Regions from separate parts of the Homo sapiens genome. Here all the other regions are linked to region 4. A link is a contact called in ENCODE Hi-C or POLR2A ChIA-PET data. All regions are on one chromosome and are shown on one strand. Each heading gives the region's core, a stretch centred on a gene start or an enhancer-like site at or near the end of the contact. The rest is flanking DNA. Distances are from core to core; before and after follow the strand shown. Region 1 overlaps ABLIM1 (actin binding LIM protein 1). Region 2 overlaps ABLIM1 (actin binding LIM protein 1). Region 3 overlaps ABLIM1 (actin binding LIM protein 1). Region 4 holds the start of CASP7 (caspase 7).

What was found. Hi-C counts contacts between places; a loop is a spot of excess contacts on that map. ChIA-PET counts read pairs that join two places held with the same protein, here RNA polymerase II (POLR2A). Pooled maps may share reads with other maps.
Region 1: a map of naive thymus-derived CD4-positive, alpha-beta T cell shows a loop between it and region 4 (8-fold over the local background). The contact joins the enhancer-like site here to the promoter of CASP7 in region 4. A Hi-C loop is called at or near these places in 1 of 168 maps with a recorded cell type or tissue (naive thymus-derived CD4-positive, alpha-beta T cell), 2 of 37 single-sample maps with no recorded cell type and 11 of 50 pooled maps. POLR2A ChIA-PET finds 5 or more read pairs at or near these places in 2 of 52 experiments (A673 and activated naive CD4-positive, alpha-beta T cell).
Region 2: a loop to region 4 is called in a map of B cell, with 5 times the contacts of the local background. The contact joins the enhancer-like site here to the promoter of CASP7 in region 4. A Hi-C loop is called at or near these places in 1 of 168 maps with a recorded cell type or tissue (B cell), 13 of 37 single-sample maps with no recorded cell type and 8 of 50 pooled maps. POLR2A ChIA-PET finds 5 or more read pairs at or near these places in 1 of 52 experiments (activated naive CD4-positive, alpha-beta T cell).
Region 3: a map with no recorded cell type shows a loop between it and region 4 (3-fold over the local background). The contact joins the enhancer-like site here to the promoter of CASP7 in region 4. A Hi-C loop is called at or near these places in 10 of 37 single-sample maps with no recorded cell type and 11 of 50 pooled maps. POLR2A ChIA-PET finds 5 or more read pairs at or near these places in 2 of 52 experiments (A673 and activated B cell).

The regions. Positions count from the first base shown.
Region 1 is chr10:114,539,600-114,542,652 of GRCh38, reverse strand. All of the region lies in intron 6 of ABLIM1 (actin binding LIM protein 1), which reads left to right. Among named protein-coding and RNA genes, the nearest start is that of ABLIM1, 120 kb to the left of the region's middle. RefSeq lists enhancers at 921-1,100, 1,451-1,500. Within about 2 kb of position 1,477, at least 18 of the 41 ENCODE cell types and tissues checked have a DNase peak (open chromatin) inside an H3K27ac peak, as active enhancers do.
Region 2 is chr10:114,497,978-114,501,397 of GRCh38, reverse strand. All of the region lies in intron 6 of ABLIM1 (actin binding LIM protein 1), which reads left to right. Among named protein-coding and RNA genes, the nearest start is that of AFAP1L2, 95 kb to the right of the region's middle. RefSeq lists an enhancer at 957-2,156. Within about 2 kb of position 1,642, at least 12 of the 41 ENCODE cell types and tissues checked have a DNase peak (open chromatin) inside an H3K27ac peak, as active enhancers do; they include B cell, where a contact is called at or near this core.
Region 3 is chr10:114,518,470-114,521,400 of GRCh38, reverse strand. All of the region lies in intron 6 of ABLIM1 (actin binding LIM protein 1), which reads left to right. Among named protein-coding and RNA genes, the nearest start is that of AFAP1L2, 120 kb to the right of the region's middle. RefSeq lists an enhancer at 1,974-2,493. Within about 2 kb of position 1,525, at least 21 of the 41 ENCODE cell types and tissues checked have a DNase peak (open chromatin) inside an H3K27ac peak, as active enhancers do.
Region 4 is chr10:113,678,556-113,681,990 of GRCh38, reverse strand. It overlaps CASP7 (caspase 7), which reads right to left and starts at 2,079. Exons shown (of 7, transcript NM_001227.5): 1 at 2,013-2,079. RefSeq lists an enhancer at 1,204-1,493.

The DNA of each region.
Region 1 (3,053 bases), core at 228-2,727, 860 kb before region 4:
TTGGAAATTTCCTTCTCCTCCTCCTTCTTCTTTCTCTTTCTTTTTTCTTCTTCTTCCTCCTTCCTCCTCCTCCTCGTCCTCCTCCCTTCTCTTCCCTCCTCCTCCCTTCTCCCTCCTCCTTCTTCCTTTCTTCCTTCTAATTTCTTCTTTCTTCCTTCTTCTTTCATCTTTCTTCCTTCTTCATCATCATCTTCTTCTTTTCTTTTTTTTTTTTCTTTTTTCTTTCTTTCTTTTTTTTTTTTAGAGACAAGGTTTTGCTCTGTTGCCCAGGCTGGAGTGCAGTGGTACAATCATACCTCACTGCAACTTTGAACTCCTGGGCTCAAGCTATCTTTCTGCACAGCCCCCTGAGTAGCTGGGACTACAGGTGCATGCCATCACACCCAACTGATTTTGTTATTTTTTGTAAAGAACGGGAGTCTCACTCTATTGTCCAGGCTGGTCTCTAACTCCTGGCCTCAGGCAATCCTCCTGCCTCAGCCTCCCAAAGTGCTGAGATTACAGGCATGAGCAACCAAGCCTGGCCCTCATAAAAAGAAACAATAGAACATCAGAATGATTTCCCAGATGTCCAGCTGTACAAAGAGAGACGAGAAAATACTGAACGTGGTCCCCACATTTGTGACAGCCGTGTTTGCAGTCTTCTTAGTCCACATGTGGAGCTGTGTTCCCCCAAAACATGCTGGGGAGGGAAAAGGGCTCTGTGTGTGTGTGTGTCTGAGTGTGTGAGTGTGTGTGTGTGTGTGTGTGTGTTGATTCCCTTCAGATTTAGCTCAACAGCTGTGGGGAAGAAAATCTAAAATAAAGCTAGATCCAAGAACATGCCATTTGGAAGAAACATGTGCTTACTCTGTTTTCTGCTTCAAGACCTGAGTCATTTGGCATTCACTGTGGCTGCAGAGACCTCTTCTCAAATTGGCTTCAGGTTTCTGTGAAGGCCGTTTTGTGAGGCCTAAGACTTGGAGACTTTCCATGCGGGGCTTTCAGAGTTGAGGCGTCTGGGAGTAGTTTGCACCATGTTCAGCCTCCACCCAGCAGACGTAGTCCTTAGATGGGCGTGTGAGCTAGAAAAACGTCCTGCAGGGTTATCACACTGACGTGTGACAGCTTGTGAGTCGGTTTGGCTTGGTTACCAACACAAAGCAGGACGGTCTCCACACACTCCTCCCTCGGCCTCTCATGCTTGGGTCTTGGTGGTGGTGAAATATTGTGATGGTGGATTTGTTGTAAATACTGTGAACCTTGGGGTTTTGTGGGTTTTTTATATTTATTTTATCCACAGATGAATTTATTTTATCCCTTTACAAATGTATTAGTTTTCTGTGTCAGCTGTAGCAGTGGTGGCTTAAAGCAACAAGCTTAAACAGTTCTTGAGGTTCTTGAGGTTAGTTCTTAAACTGAGTTCTGTCAGTTCTTGAGGTTAGACGTCTGAAAGCAAGGTGCAGGCAAGGCAATGCTGTCTCTGAAGGCTCTAGTGAAGGGCCTTTCCTCGCCTCTCCCAGTTTCCGATGGCTCTGTGTGTTGCTTGACTTGTGGCAGCCTCCCAATCTCTGGCTTTGTCTTCACATCGCCTTTTGCGTGTTGTCTCCTTTTCTCTGTTACAGTTCCCTCTGCCTCTTTCCTGTAAAGCCACTTGTCATTGGATTCAGGGCCCACCCAGATAATCCAAGATGACCTCACCATCTCAAGATCCTTTGCTTAATTACATCTGCAAAGACTCTTCTCCCAAATAAGCTAGCATTCACAGGTTCCAGGGAATTGATAGGGAGTCTCTTTTGGTGATGATCGGGTCACCATTCAAGCTGCTTGAGTAAGCCTGGGAAATCATGCACGTATCATCCCAGCGAGGCCTGCAGACCCTGTGTGGTTTTAATTTAACACTCACTGAGCCCTAAGAGGACCCTAAGGCCTCTCTAGGTGTGGTGTCACCAGAGATGCCACCAGACACCTGAGGGACCTTTGAGAAAGAGAAAGGTCACTGGACAATGATAGAGAAGAGACGCTCCAGGTCTGGCTGTGTCACTCATTCCTGAGTGACTTGGGGCAGGTTGTTCAGCCTCTTGGGGCTGTCTTCATTTCCCAGGTAAAGGGACTAGCATGTAACCTCCAGCAGCCCTCGAGTTCTCTCTGTCTCTGTCATTCCTTAATCCTTGTAAGCCCTGAAAATCACATCAGCTTGAACGGGTGGGGAGACGGGCCCGAGCACCAGCGGCTCAGTTGAAAAGGCTCTGGGTGGCAGCCAATCTGAATCTGTACTCACCAGCTGGGGCCCCTTGGGCAAGGCTTGCCACTTCTTTGAGCCTCAGTTTTCTTTTCTTTAAGTGCAAGAATTGAAAATATACGTGTAATTCCAAGACTTGGGCTGCTAGACCTCCCGGAGTCCCTTCGGCTCTAAGGATCTGAGTTCTAGAATTCTCATGTCTTGGCTGTAAGGGATCAGACAGAACCAATGGTTCTTTTTTTCTGGAAACCAGCACGTAACACTCAGCATAGAGCATACACTCAAATTGTAGCTTGATTTCTCATCACTTGTTTTCAGTTTTGTTTTCGACAGCAAGATTCTCTTTTTAGGGGGATCTTGCTATAAATGGTACATCTTCAAATGCTTCTGCTGATTAACTTATAAATTTAGGAGAGTTCTGAAGATATTTACAACCTGCCTCCTAATTAAGAAGTGCAGGGGCAAATTAGTGTGAGATACTCCAGTTTGCTCTCTCCGTCTTTTCTCCAAACTTCTCCCGCTTCCTTCTCCCCTCCTCCTCCCCCTTCCCCTGCCCCCACCTTCTTTCTGCCTAACAGCCTAATGGTAACAGGAAGCTGGAAGAGACTTCAGACCTAGGTCACTAATGTCATGGGGGAGTGGGGCATCTCTTTGGAATGCATTTCTTCCCATCTTTGGTAGATAGCCCTAGGACAGCTCTCACTCCAGCAGACATCCTTTCCAGGGTACAGGTGGTTACCTGCTAGCCTCATAAAGAAAAGAAACAGCAACAAAATGGTTGTTATTATCAACAGCAACAGCTAGTTTCAAAATGAAGGCAGCTCATGGTGGG
Region 2 (3,420 bases), core at 393-2,892, 820 kb before region 4:
TGCAGATCTTGACTAGAGCCTTCCCAATATTAACTGAGCTCCTGAGGCCTGGGAAAACAACATTGGCTCTGTTGGACAGTCTCTAGAGTTGGACAGACCTGGATTCAGATCATAGCTCCATCCCTTGCTAACTGAGTAGCCTTGGGTGATTTCCTGATCTCTCTAAGTTTTGATTTCCTCATCTGTGAAATGGGCATATTACCTACCTCACATTGTGGCTGGGAGAGTCAGGTGGGGTAAAGTTTGTGAGGTGCCTATCATGGTGTCTGGAAACAAGCAAATACTGAAACTATAGCTGAGGCACAGAAGAAGTTGATCTTTTACTCATCTTTTGGCCAAAGTAATTGTATAGGGAATGGTTGCAAATCTATTTAGAGGTTTCTGTTGGCATATTAATTCACTGGACACTTCTAGAACACCTTCTTGTGGGAAGCATGGAGGTGTAGAGTTATGAAGATACAGGTGTGGCCCAATTCTTTAAGGGAATTTATAACCTAGTGGGAAAGAGAGGAAGAAAGCTCACCTGCTTTGATTGGCACCAGTTACTTTGCTACCAACTTGCCTTTGTTTATTTAACTTTCATAACAATCCTACGTAGTAGGCTCCCTTCCCTTCCCTTCCCTTCCCTTCCCTTCCCTTCCCTTCCCTTCCCTTCCCTTCCCTTCCTTTCCCTTCCTTTCCCTTCCCTTCTCTTTCTTTTTTTTTTTTTTTTTTCTTTCGACACAAGGTCTTCCTCTGTCACCTGGGCTGGAGTGCAGTGGTGCAATCATGTCTCACTGCAGCCTCAACCTCTGGGCTCAAGTGATCCTCCCACCGCAGCCTCCCCAGCTGCTGAGACTATAGGCAAGTACCACCATGCCCAGCTAATGTTTGTGTTGTTTGTAGAGATGGGGTTTCTCCATGTTGCCCAGGCTGGTCTCAAACTCCTGGGCTCAAGTGATCTGCTGGGGTTACAGGCACAAACCATCGCACTTTGGCCATAGTAGGTTTTCTTATACTAGTTTTTACAGGTGAAGAAATGAGTCCAGAAAAGTGCCCAAAGTCCAATTTTCAGTCTAGAATTTAGGCCCTGGGTTCTCTTGCTCCCAAAGCCCATGTCTTTCTACTCTATGATGAAAGTTAGAGTATAATGGTTTATTTCTCCCTAAACTAGTTTATGCACCCTTACTCAGAAGGATAAGCTGCTGACCCTTCCTCTGACATAGCACACGTGTTTAAAGCAGTGTTTGTGAGCTCAGAAGCCTCGCAGTTAGTAAGGCTGTAGGGCTACAGGATGTTCTCATTTGTGCAGATTGGCTTTGCACAGACTTGTATAGAGCCCTCTAGGCTTTGTGAAAGCTGCCTGGGCAGACTGATTTATTCACCTTTGCCCAGGATACATATTTACGGCCAAGGCACGCCCTCATTATCCTGCCTGTTCATGATGCTGCATCAGGAGAAAAGCCTCCTGGAACAGGTGAGTGTTTAGCTTAGAGATCAAGCCAGTCCAGTTGCATTGGAAGCCTCTCCCAGTTGAGGGTGAAAAAACCAGTAGACGCAAAAAAGCTGAGTCAGCCTCTGCACTGCCTTTCTGCAGGAGCATAACAGGGAACTTGCGTGATTCTGCCTCTCCCTTCCGCCCATGCACCTGCCACGTAAGCAGCACATCTCTGTTACTCCCTTTGGCTTCCTCATCTCTTCATCCACCCTCAGGTTTGTGGTTTTGGTACCACCCAGACCAGTGTTTTCCCATCTCATGGTGATCTGCATAGACTCATTTCAGTGCTTATAAAATAAAGACACTCATATCTGGGTCCCACCTTAAGGCCATCGAACCCATTTTTAAAAGGCTTCTTGGGTGTTGCTTATGCGCAATAATGTTAGAAAACTCCTGATCTAAAGCAACCCACCAGCCTCTAGGTGTTTGTATATCCTTAGTCTGAAATCACCATCCACCAGAGCTGTGTTTGGGAGAGTCTTAGGGACTGGAAAACAATTTGCTTATTCCTTTGGGGATTCTAAGCACCATCTCTGAATCAAGTTAGATCTTTTAAGATAAAACAAGAAACAAAACTACACACATAGTCCTCGATAGTTTAACTTCCTCTATGGAAGTGACTTCATTTAGTGATCTTTCAGTGCTACGTCTTTGGTATTTCTCAAGGGTCTATATGAGAAACAACTACTTAAATACTTCCTATCATCAGTGAAATTCCTGTGGAAGATGTTTTTCTGTCCCATAACTGAGGGTCCCTGTATGAGAATTCCTTTGGTGCTTTTAGGAGGTAGTTTAACAGGGTTAACGTGTGGACCTTGAGTCAGCTACCTGGGTTCTACCCCTAGCTCTGTCTTCTGGAAGCACTGGTGGGTTTGGGTAAAACAATTTAGTTTCCTTGCTTGTAGAACAAGACTGGAAAATAGCACCGACCTACCTCATAGGGTTGTTGTGAATCATTTAAAGTCTTGATACAAAGCCTTACACAAAGCAAGACCTTATAGAACTTCAGCCCACAATGACTGTTATTAACTTAGAATCAGGAAACCTACCTTCTGTAGTGACAAGTGTGTGTGGCCATTTTTTCAAACAGTGAGACTTTGGCAGCCTATCAGTTCCTCTTTTGCCCTCATCTGCTAAGAAGCTCACATCACAACAAACATGTTTGCCTGAGCTTGGGTCTTTTGAATTTTAAGGTTCTTGATCAATTGTTTTAAAATCATGTCCTTCTCTGATAAGAATCAGCCAGTCCTTTTTGAAAGTAGGCAGAACATAAGTTATAAGTGGATTAAGGTTGAACTTCAGGGCCATCTTCCCATCTCCTGGGCTCATGCCACAAGTAGAGCACTCCTAGAGAAATGGAGGCGGTAAAGGAAAGAAACTAAAAGGGACTGTCAGCAGTCCAGGAGCTAAGCAGGTTATCAGATGAGCAGATTTTCTGTCCAAGGATGGGTTCTAGAATTACAATTCTCTTTTTCTGTTCCCAGGAGCATATTACATGGGCTCAGGGCTTAGGGCATTAGAATTTCTCCTGGGTAACAGACACGGAGGAATCATTGGTTAAACTCCATTTTTCTGCCATCAAGAATGTTCTTTCTCTACCAAAATTGCTCTTCTGTTAGCACTACTATGTGAGCTTGTAGAGGGTATGGGATTTCACACCGAAACATAGAATTTTACAGCTGAAGAGGACTTGAAATTGTCTAGCCCGGCCCTTTGCATTTTTGAGATGTGTGTCCTGAGGCTTGGAGATGTTAAATAGTGACATATTTGAGGCCCTATGGATGGTAAATTGAGGTATGATTCTCAGACTTCCTGATTCCAAAGCTTGTAGCCCTTTCCCTGTACCTCATGTCCACAAAGAATTCGGAACTCTTTTCTGCTCTTCCAGACAAAGGGTTTCATAAAAAATGTTGTGACTTACACTAAATTTTGCATTAGAGTAG
Region 3 (2,931 bases), core at 276-2,775, 840 kb before region 4:
TTAGCACTTTATAAGCATACTTCATCAAAGTCCTTTCATCAACTCTATGGCTTGAGTATGACTCTCATCTTTGTTTTGCAAGTAAGTAAACTGAGGCCCAGAGCAGTTGCCGAAAGGCGTACAGATGATTACTGCAGGGCCAGGAATTGAATACAGATTTCTTCTTGGTAGCGCAGATTATACAGCCTTTCTTTCCTCCTCATCAGGTGTCCAGTGCCTGACCCACAGGTTCATCACAGGCTTTTGCCAAATGAATGAAACCTAAGACCTCACCTCCTCCCTTCTCATCCCTATTATTTGAGCTTATACATATTATTTATACTATTTATAAACATAAACATGAGCCTATCAGTTCATAATCCAGTGACATCTCTAAGGATAACTAGCTGCTGTATCTTAAGTCACTTATTTTTATTGTTTTTTTAGAAACAGGGTCTCACTCTGTTGTCCAGACTGGAGCACAGTGGCACAGTCATAACTTACTGCAGCCTCAAACTCCTGGGCTCCAGAGATTCCCTGCCTCAGTCTCCTGAGTCCCGGGACTACAGGTGCATGCCATCATGCCCAGCTAATTTTTTTTTATTATTATTTTTTAGAGACAGGGTCTCACTATGTTGCCCAGGCTGCTCTCTTAACTCCTGGCCTCAAGTGGTCCTCCTGCCTTGGCCTCCTGAAGTGCTGGGATTACAGGCATGAAGCACCACACCCAGCCTACGTCATTTTTCTTTCTTTCTTTTTTTTCTTTTTTTAACCGATAGGACGTCATTGATTGCTTAAACCCTCTCATTCTTCTTATGTAAACAAATCTATTAGTCAAAAGTTAAGCAGCTGCTGAGTCACATGGCACTTTAATCCAGGGTTACAATTGGCAGCCCTGGGAATGAGTTCTCCTTTTTTTAGCTCCCACGATGGCACTGATTTCCCCTAGAATATGAAACTTACACCAAGGAAACCACCATGACAACTGTAGGTAGCAATTTCAAGCAGAAAAGACTAGGAAAATGCCTAAGAATTTTAAACCTGACAGAGTTCTTCTACATTTTTAATATAACCAAGTGCTGTTCATCACCTGCCTTGACACCGGTGTTTGTGAGGTTGATTGGCCCCAGGATGTTCCACTGCAGAACAGAAGGCCAAGATCAGAAGCCCTTGTCGACATATAAATGTAATGCTGTAAGCTGGCTTGGAGCTGTGACTCCATGGAGCCAATTCTAAAATGATTAAGACTTCTGTCTATAGAGAGTTGAGGTGGAGACTGTTTACTATGGCCCTGCCCAGAGGCTTCAGCAGCTGAGGGTGTACCCTCTGCAGTGGGAGTCTTCAGGCATGAGCCTGAAGCCTGTGCTGGCCTCTAGGGATGGAGTCCCTTGTTGTCTTACAGCTTGAATTTTCCAGCACAGGACAACTCCAGATGACAGCTCCAACAGGGCAGAGGCTGCAGCCTTGCCAGACTGGTCCGTCAAAGCTTTCCTTGGCACATAATCCAGTTTCACCCAGGTTTGGGGGTAACCCAGCTGGTTCCTTTTTTCCTGGGTTGGTGGTGAGCTAAGCAGGGAGGTAGTACCCACAGGTTATTTATGGATGTCAAAAACTCAAAAGGCCCTCAGCACTGGGGGTAGGACCAGTGAGAAGTGCTCAACCATGGCATGTATGAGGGATCTGTGGGCGAACCCTGATGTGTCATTTGGCTCCTCTATCCATCACAAAGAGCAGGGACCCCTGAACCCTTTAACCATCCCTGAGCAAGATTGGAGGGATTTTTGCCCTTTTAATACAACTTCTTAAATGGCCTGATGGCCTTGGATGTACTCATTAATAAATATGTCTTGTGGTTTGCAATTTAACTGTCTGTGTGATGAGGATATTGGAAAGGAGTTTCTGACTGATTCATTGTTCACACTTGCCTCTCCCAGCCGAGGGATAATTGGGGCCTTGCCTAATCTGCACTCGCTCACACCCAACATGTGCTGGGCGGGGAAAAAAGGCTGCAACCTGGCCGGCTGGTTCCCGGACCTGGCCTTGCACCAACCAGGAAGATCTCTTCTCTACCTCCTTTTCTGTGTTCAAGGTGATACCTGCTTAGGACTCCCAGAAATATCATTAGCAGGAAAGTTCCACAGATTTAATCTAGTCTAAACCTCTGAGAGTTGAGGACACTGAGACCCAGAAAACCTGAGTGATTTTCCTAGGAACACACAGCCCATTGGTTAGTAAGGCAAAAGTAGACCTCAGAGCAGCTCAGTGCTTCTCTATCCCCTCTGCACCTCCCCCAGGCTGCCTCTTGAACTACTTCTCTGCTTGCTGTACAAACCAAAGCTATCTTTCAAAGTCTTTTGGAATATTAAAGCCATTACAGGGAGGCAGGGTGTGTGGGGATTGAGTAGATATTCAAAAGATTTTTGCTCAAACCTTTATTTCACTTTGTTTTTAAACAACTTCCCTTTCCCATGCCTATGGAGCTTTTCTTGTCTCATCCTAAAAACTCCCAAGTTCCCACCTGCTTCTAGGAAGATTGTTGATGATTGTCCAGGCATCCCCTGCCACTGTCTGAGCAGACAACTTCTAAAAGTTTTTTTTTTTAAGTAGTGTGAGCTCATCGTAAATAAATAAATGAATAACTGAGTAAGTACACTTGTTTGTACTTCTCTGAATCACATGTAATGGGCCAGATAGTACATATTTTCAGCCTTGTGGACTATGCTGTCTCTGTCTCAGCTACGTATGGGCTAAAGCAGACCTAGAGACTATGTAAATGAACAGACATGGTTCTGTTCCAATAAAGCTTTATTTACAAAAAACAGGTAGTGGGCCAGGTTTCACCTATGGGCTGCCAATCTTGGTATCAGGTAAAAAGTAAACATTCTCCACTTACTCCCTAAGCTTTATTGGCACAGGACCACGTCTGTTCATTTACATAGTCTCTAGGTCTGC
Region 4 (3,435 bases), core at 830-3,329:
TCCTCCTTTCATCATCACAGTGCACCAAGAAAATCCAGACCTATCTCAGTTCTGCCAAGCTGTCCGTAGAGGGTACACATGGCATTATTTTCTCATATCTGTCCCCTTTTTAAGGTCCAGGCTGCAAAGAGCAGTCATTTGAGGGAGATTGCTTATCCCACTGTTAAATATGTCTAACTTCTCTTTAAATAAATTAATACATGAGACACTCAAAGCACTAACAATGATAGGCACATAGTAAGTCTTGGTTAGTCACTGTAACTCTTATTCTTACTATTAGCCACCAAGATTGTCACTGTTTGCAGACTGAGACCTCATCTTAATCATTTTTTTAATCATAGAAAAATGTCAGGTACATGGCAGGCACCAAATCCATTTTTCTTTATAAATCTAACTTAAATGTATTTTCAAATCCTTCAGCCCCTTCAATAAACTGCTGTCCAAACAGCAGAACCAAGGAGACCCAAGAGGGTGGTTGAGAACCCTGAGATCTGGGGCTGAATCAGTTCTTCCACATATTAGCCATGGGACCTCAGAAAAAGTGCTCGACCTCTCTAAGCCTCAGTTTCCTCATCTGTAAAATGGGAAAACAACAGTACCTATGTCACAGGTGGTTGGGAGGATGAATGAAACAATGCATGTAAAATGCTAGGTGGCACAATCTAAATAGTCAAGAAATATTCCCATTATCACCACTGCCCACGAGACTAAGATAATATGCAACTGTCAACCTTTGCCGATATTTAAAAACCACATCCATATTTTAAAAAGATTTTGTAGAGACTGAAAAAAAGTTCCTGTAGTGATTATTTCTAAACATGTTGAACAGGAGCCCACATGTTGGGGCAACTGGTACACAGCTGGGTAAGAAGTCACTGCCCAGCTATTGTCTGAACTTTTTACTTTCATGAAGGGGGAAATGGACTGCAGCTGCTTCCCCTGAAAAGTGACATCATACAATTTGTGACTCACTTCTTGCCCAAATAAAAATCTTCCTAAAGGGCACACAGAGAAGACCTGAAAACCTCCCCCTCTTGCCTCTAGCAGCTGGGAGGGGGAAAGGGAGGCTCTGCTGGGCACTCAAGCGCTCCGCTGCGTCACCCAAGGCTCATGGCACTGCTAGACCAGGGCCTTTACTTTGCTATTGCAGAAACTTTAGCTTCTTCAGAGACGTTAAGTAACCTGTCCAAAGCCACACAGTTTACAGGTGGCAGAAGGTGGACTGTGAATCTAGGCAATGGCGGTACCAAGGGTGAAGGTCAGGCCGGCGAGACCCAAAAGGAGGAAATAGCCTGTAAGTTGAGACAACAGGGAGGGCCACGTCAACTAGCCCAGGAGCCCAGAAGTTCAAGAATAAAGATCTGGAAATGATACACCCACAATCACCCACAAGTAATTTTACTGCTCCATAAACCGCAAAGCTGTCACCTGGAGCCTAACACTCCACACGTCTAAATGTCTCCTGCCTGGTTTCCACCTCCTCAAGGTCCCTCTAAGAGCCCTGCAGCAAGGACGCTCAGCTCCAGTGTACTCAGACTTGACAGAGCCACTGCCGCGAAACGCGTACCATAATCAACTCTGTCCATCCCCGCCAACAGTCTGCGGGGATCACCGTGGTTCCCATTTAACAGAGAGAGGGTTGAGGTCCCACCGCCGGCAGGCAAGGGGTGGGGACCGGAACGCAGGCAAAGGAGCCCTCGCTGTTAGCCGCTGTGCCAGATCACGAGCCCTCCTCTCCTAAATCTCGAATAGTACGAGGTGTCCCCTAGCCCCCCGGCTAGGAGGGAAGGGAGGACAAGCTGAGCAAGGCAAGCGATGGAGAGAGCGGAACGGGCCCTCTTCCCAAAGTTTCAGCGCAGGCCGTCGGGGCCACTCAGTCCCACTCAACCAGGCTCCCCTAGACCACGCTGGGGGCGCAGGGGGGAACTAGGAAGCCGGCAGGAAGGAGGGAGGCAAGGCGCGCACGGCCGGCGGGCTGGAGAGGCGCCGGCCGAGGTGGGGGCTGCAGTTACCGTTCCCACGGCGGTAGGGCGGCTGGGACTGGCACAGTCTCTCTCCGTCGCTCCGCAGCAAGGGTCTGGGGCCCCTTTAGCGAAAGCGAAACTAAAAGTCTCGGCGCTGCGGAGGGAGGAGCCGCCCTGGGTAGGGCCGGGCGGGGCTTGCACCGCCCCTGGCTCGGGGTAGTGCGCTCCGCAGGGGTGGAAGAGCCCAAAGCGACCCGTGTCCCCGCACGCATAGTCCCTGGAGGGCGCTCTCTGCAAAGCTGGCCGCGCGCTCTGCCAAGTTGGCCCCTCGCTCTACAAAGTTGAGCCCGCGCGCGGGAGAACGCGCACAGCAAAGTTTGCAGTTTCCCGGGACAGCCGAGCCGCCGCGGGTTGTTCCGGGAAAAAAACAAATCTGCCAAACTGGCCGCGCTCCAAGTGACCCAAAGAGCGCAGATTTCGCGGCGGCGCTCAGTGATGGGGCGCTCGTGTGGTCACCTCCACTTCCCCGCCCCCAGTGTACACCTCGACCTGGGCCTTCACATCAACTCGGAGACCCCTTTCCCATAGCCAGAGGCTCTCCCCTAGCGAAACCTGGATCCCAGCTGGAACTGCTGGCGTCCCCCTGGGGGACTCCACGCCTACATTAGCATGCGTACCCCACAAGGCTGATCCGCTTCGGGCCCGCTGTGGCATCCACTGTGGTCTCCTAGACGTTGCTTTGCGGGGGGCGCCCTCCTGCGCGCGTGGGCGTAGGACGCTCCCTCAGCTTTGAAGGAAGTACCCACCCAGCAGCCCAGCTTGCTGGTGGAGATGCTGCTCCTGGATCTTTCGGGAAATATTTGTTGTGCGCCCCCGTGTGTCAGGGACTGGGTATGCGGCCGGGAGTCAGTCAAACACGGGAGAGACTGAGCACTTCCACGGATTCTAGTTCACCCCAACCCCACAGCATACGCACACACACACACACACACACACACACACACGGACACACGGATTCCAGTTCACCCTGACCCCACAAAACACACACACACACACACGGATTCCAGTTATCCAGTTCACCCTGACCAAACACACACACACACGGATTCCCGTTCACCCTGACCCCACAAAAGACATACACAGGCATTCCAGTTCACCCTGACCCCACAAAAGACATACACAGGCATTCCAGTTCACCCTGACCCCACAACACACACACACACGCATTCCAGTTTACCCTGACCCCACAACACACACACACACGGATTCAAGTTCACCCCGACCCAACACACCCACACACAAACACACAGATTCTAGTTCATGAAACCCACCACACACACGGATTCATACACACACACGCACCTAGTTCACCCTGACCCCACAACACACACACACACACACACACACACACACACACACACACGTCTTTCTTCACCCTGGCTCAGGGAAGCAACTAAACTCAATCACACTG